2 separate regions of the Homo sapiens genome follow, and region 1 is linked to region 2. A link is a loop called in an ENCODE intact Hi-C map of the cell type or tissue named here. Cell type or tissue: dorsolateral prefrontal cortex. All regions are shown on one strand. Each heading gives the region's core, and the rest is flanking DNA. Links, peaks and the distances in the headings are about the cores only.

What was found. Hi-C counts contacts between places; a loop is a spot of excess contacts. Peaks named below come from ENCODE experiments on the same cell type or tissue, not always from the same donor. Only the 100,000 strongest peaks of a DNase experiment are listed, where the experiment ranks them.
Region 1: a loop joins it to region 2, with 3 times the contacts of the local background. A loop is called at or near these places in 2 of 110 quality-filtered maps.

The regions. Positions count from the first base shown.
Region 1 is chr7:21,254,850-21,257,663 of GRCh38, forward strand. No RefSeq gene overlaps it. Among named protein-coding and RNA genes, the nearest start is that of SP4, 170 kb to the right of the region's middle. In dorsolateral prefrontal cortex, for the core only: CTCF peaks have their summits at 1,626 (motif pointing right) and 1,828; no DNase peak of the experiment used is centred there; H3K27me3 peaks cover 1,517 bases.
Region 2 is chr7:22,487,545-22,490,358 of GRCh38, forward strand. All of the region lies in intron 4 of STEAP1B (STEAP family member 1B), which reads right to left. Among named protein-coding and RNA genes, the nearest start is that of STEAP1B, 11 kb to the right of the region's middle. In dorsolateral prefrontal cortex, for the core only: CTCF peaks have their summits at 1,534 (motif pointing left) and 1,733; a DNase peak (open chromatin) is centred at 1,537; H3K27ac peaks cover 420 bases.

The DNA of each region.
Region 1 (2,814 bases), core at 188-2,687, 1.2 Mb before region 2:
CAGTAAATTGTATCACAATTTTAAAGCAGTAATTCACTAAGCACTCACTTCTTCACTTCCATGTTTCTATTTGCTTTCTTTTGAAATGGAAAAAATCAAATCTCACAGAAGTGATATCTTTACATTTTAAGGCCATTTCATATGTTAATTAGTTTAAAAGCAACATGAAAAAATGTTAGCTTGCACAAATACTTGCAGTTAACATTTTTTAAAGTGTGACTTTCTTGACTATTTTGGAGAAATAAACTCTGGTTGCTGTTGCAAGTTGAAAATGTTTCTGCCTGAGAGGTTGCATTTTGGGATCTGCACGGATTTAAATACTCCTCTACCTGCTTCTTCACTTAAATTTGAGTATTTGCAGCCACAGAATTAACCTATTGTAATGACTTGATTGCAATCTTCAATTTTATTGTTATGAAGGAAGAGTTTTCTTTCAAGGTTTATTTGCAAGTGTTAAATGGAATTAAGACAAAAAAAATCTTTATGCCATTTCCAAGAAACTGTTACCTAGAAGAAAAGGAAAGAGGATGTTAAATGGAGTTTTCAGATTTGTTGCTGGTACTGATGAAATTAACCAGATAAATTGTTTGGTACTCATTTTCATTTTCCTTACAGAGGCTCTGAGATTTTTTTTTAAGTAGTTTGCCAATTCTTGACTTCTTCATACCCAATCTTTATTTATATGAAATCACTTTTTTAAGTGTGAATTCACATACTATTCACAAGGTTTGTTGGCATAAGAATGAGATATGTGCTAAGGAAATCATTTAAAATGTGAGCTGGAATTCTCGATTAGTGGTAACAGTCTGACAAAATGGAGCCAGTGATGGCTCGAGTTTGTTAATATACACAGTCCAAATAGCAACATGAAAACTAAGAACTTCAGTTCGTTGGTGTGCTTGAGATTTCAGCTCACTGAAACCTCTGCGTTAGAGAGGAATTGCAAACAGAAGAGAATGAGATCCTGTTGTATGACAGGAATGATACTGCACTGGGGATTTTTAGGATTCCGAAGTATTTTACCAATACTCCCTAAATATGCTTTCCTACTTATTCTCGGCTTAGCCCTTACACTTTGATCTGATATTTTTCAAGCTTTTTCTTTCCTTAAACAGTATAATCATTTTGTTTTTCTTTCTGATCAGGAATATAATGATCTCACTTCTATTGCTTTTTTCAAACAGTAAGATTACATTTAAACAATGACAGGGAACAAAACTTAAGTATGATAAACACTTTTCCCATTGCTATAAACAACTGAAAAATAACAAAATTATCAAAATATTCTCATTTCAAAATTTTTCATTTTGTTTTATTTCAAAAATGCAATGAAGTCTCAAACATTTTCTTTTCCACCATTTTAATTGAAATTGGAAATTAAAATAAATTCTGTTTAAAGGGAAAACTAATTTTTAGTTAGAAATTAAACTCAAAGTATAATTTGCTTATACATTAATAAAGTATATATAACGTAAAGTATATTTAACCTTTTAAAGTTTTCCCCTTCCCTAGATAATTTTGTTATTTAAATGAATTGAATTATAAAATAATCTCATGGCACTGTGTAATATTTTACGATACAATCCAGTTAAAGAGGTGCTAAATATTTTAGAAACAGCCCACCAGAGGGCAGTCAGCTTTTAGTCTAACGTGTTGGAAATAGATAAATTTATTATGATGGCTAAGTTTTAAATAAAATATCTATTTAAATCACATAACTTCTTGCATCTAGGAGGTGAACAAAGTGAAGTTATGACTTGAGATTGAGAAGCCTGAGGCTTCAAACCATTTTGATAAAAAATCACCAAAGGACTAACAATTCTAACAATTGCCCTTCTGTACTCCCTCACACTCAACCTTTTCATTGTGATATTTATGTTTGGTTATAAAGTAAGATTTATTTTGATTTGAGATGTTTTGGTGCATTAATTTTTTTTCTAATCAGTGGAGACTTTGGGACAAGCTCCTGCTAAGAGAGAAAGAGAGAAGAGAGATTTTGTTTTCTTGCTCACCTGTCTGTATATTCCTACTAATTCCAAAATGAGTCTACTGTGGGTTTTAATGGAGCTTAATAATATTATTATACAAATGACACAGAAGAGATTCTGGAACATATGAATGGTGATTGGAGAATACATGGTTTGTTTCCTTGTGTAAACTCTAGGGGTGTTGGGCACTAAGTTGCCTCCAGTCACCTTAATAGTCAGAGATAATAACATCCACTTAGAAGAGGATTAAAAGAACACTGAAATCCTTGCATGTATTATTTTATTTAAAATAAAGAAGAGTCCATCTCTACTAAAGATACAAAAAAAAAAAAAAAAATAGCCGGGCGTGGTGGCGGGCACCTGTAGTCCCAGCTACTCGGGAAGCTGAGGGAGGAAAATGGCATGAACCCGGGAAGTGGAGCTTGCAGTGAGCCAAGATCATGCCACTGCACTCCTGCCTGGGTGACAGAGCAAGACTCCATCTAAAAAATAAATAAATAAATATAAATAAGAGTCATTGAGGTTTGGACAATGTTTTGTCATTGTTGTTATTACTATTATTATTGGCAAAATTCTGGTTGTCAAATTTCTGAGCCCTGAAAACAAAATCCTTCTCCTAAAGTCTGCAAAAGAGGCCATGAGTGAACAGAAATATTTATGAGAGCTGAGGTGCTTTCAGATACTCACTTGCTAGATTTCTTATAATAATCTTGTGAGGTATAAGACCCATGTTAAATAACTTGGTCAAGGTAACAGAAATGAGACTTATACCTTGTCATTTTCCTCTTCTCTCACTTGCCTTGGAATTAAGAAACAAAGAAGCTAA
Region 2 (2,814 bases), core at 199-2,698:
TTTTAGGACGCCGAGGATGGCGGGGGCGGGGGGGTGCATCACCTGAGGTCGGGAGTTCAAGACCAGCCTGACCAACGTGGAGAAACCCTGTCTCTACTAAAATTATAAAATTAGCCAGGCATGGTGATGCATGCCTGTAATCCCAGGCACTCTGGAGGCTGAGGCAGGGGAAATCACTTGAACCTGGGAGGCGGAGGTTACGATGAACCAAGATCGCACCATTGCACTCCAGCCTAGGCAACAAGAGCAAAACTCCACCCAAAAAAAAAAAAAAAAAAGAAAAAAGAAAAAAAAAAATCCACACATAGATTTACTATATTGCCTTTCCAAAAGAGAAAAGAATACAAGTAAAATATAAAACTGAGCAAATTATATTAGCATCTGTATCTCTGAATAATTGAAATCAGGACTGCCCCCAGAAAACCCCATCCACCCCATAATAAAGGGTGACTGGCATTCTAACCCATTTGTGAGGTTGAGAATCTGAAAAGTGACTACTCCCCACACGCCACCCCAGAAACTGCTGTGGCTGCACATACCTCCAACCACATCTGAAACAGGTGGCCAGGCTATTGTCCCAGTCCTCCGAGTCCCTTCTCTCCTGGCCCTTGACTCCACCCCCTCCCAAGGAGCAACTGCCCCATCCACATGGCCTCCAGGACCTGTTAGCCTGGGCACATGCTGTTTCCTCTTCTTCCCTGCCCCACCTATCCTTCCCACAGTGTGGCAGAGGATACCTTCCCAGATTTCCTGCGGGAGCCCTGCATTCTGTGTTTGGGGAAGGAGAAGAGGAAGGGCTTTATCATCTGAGCCACAACCTTTAACAACATACCTCCCTCCCATCTGTCAGTCTATGAGCCAGAAGAAGGCGAGTGCCCTTGCCCTACCTAGTCACCCTCGAGGCTGAGTGCCCAGGGACAGTGGGAATCAGAAGGGCTTGAATAAGTGGACCCCACCCTCATCCTCACCCATGCTGTGTTGCACTGTGGCCTTCTTTCAAAGTGAAAAAGTCAACTCTGAAATGCAGACCCAGTGGGGAATTTAAAACAAACACCTCAGCCCTAACAAAAGGGAAGATGGAAACAAAAGTTCTTGGTAGGTTCTGCCATGTTTTCACAGGAGCCACATCACTACAGATGATAATTCCAACAGCCCCTTGAGAGGAAACCACTGCTGACTGGCACCCAGCAGGCAGAAGCAGTCAGGGGACATATGCAATTGCAGACCTGAACCGCACAGACCTTGTCCCTTACACCCCAGTCATGCAGCCCTCAGTTTTCTAGCCTTTGAGCCAGTGCACATGAAGGTGGAGGCTGAGAAGGCTCTTAGAAATAAGCCAGGAAGGTCTTACATCTTGCCACGGACAAGTCCCCACGTAGATCAAATTGTTGAAGAAGCCATAAAAATGACTAGGAGTTGCAAAGACCGGATGCAGTACCCTTGGATAAGTTCTCTTCTACCCAAGGCTTTTTACTGGGAATGAAGAGTCACAGAGCAGGCAACAGCGACACCTGCTGTTCAGAATAGATTCAAACCAGGCAGGGAGAAACCAGAAACCCGAGTTCTCGCCATAGAGGCAGCATCGCCTGCACGTGACTTCACAAAAGAACATAAGACCTAGGGTCTGTCCTCCTATTGATTGTTTTGGGAGTCCTCATTTACCTGGTACAAGTAAGGAAGACACTGTCCTAGCTAATAATGTAACTAGTAGTTACAACATTCATGGACCATGAGTTTTCAGAGAACATAATACGGTCAAAGCACCATACTTAAACAGTACTATATTAAATGGACTCCCCTTAGCAATAGAAAAAGGTATAAGACCCTCAAGAAACATAGTTGATATGTCTGATAATTGGGCACCATTATGGGTTGAATTCTGTCCTCCAAAAAGATGTTGAAGTCATAAGCCCAAGTACCTGTGACTGTGACCTTACTGGGAGATAGGGTCTTTGCAGATGATCAAGTTCACCTGAAGTCATCAGGGTGTGCCCCAAGCCCACAGGACTGGTTTCCTTATAAAAAGGAGAATTTTGGACACAGAGACGGACAGGCACACAGGTGAACAGCATGTGACCGTGAAGGCAGAGACTGGGGCTGCATTGCATCTAGGAATGCTGAAGATTGTCAGCAATCACTAGAAGCCAGGAGACAGACCTGGAACAGGCTCTCCCTCACAGCCCTCAAAAGGCAATGCGGGCTCTTTTTTGGTTCCATATGAAGTTTAGAGCAGTTTTTTCCAATTCTGTGAAGAAAGTCATTGGTAGCTTGATGGGAATGTCATTGAATCTATAAATTACCTTGGGCAGTATGGCCATTTTCATGATATTGATTCCTCCTATCCGTATATCTGGGTTATTTTATAATCAGGAAAAAAGCACTAAATGTGAATAAAAGTGCTGAATTATTTTAGTTATAATGTTACCTTTCATGGTCCAGCCTCTGAAGTGCTTGAATTCTATACTTCCTATTCATGATCTGACTTTGAGCTTTATTAATTCCATTCCAAGCTATGCGTAATTTCTATTCCAAAAGAATGTTTTCTATCTTTTTGAAAACAATCCAAAAGATCTTTTTCGATTTATCTTTTTCTTCAAAATTATTTTAGTGATTTTATTTTATTTTTAGAAAACTTTTTTTTAAAAAACTGACAATTATATCTCAATTTGGTATTAAAACACTATTTTCCTGGTGCTTGAAAACTCAAAAATCTCCATTGTCTATAGTATAAAATACAGAATTTTAAAGCTTTTCTCTAGTGTATTTCCAAATTGCCTACCTTATTTTACTTATTATGCCTCTATGTAAGCCCTC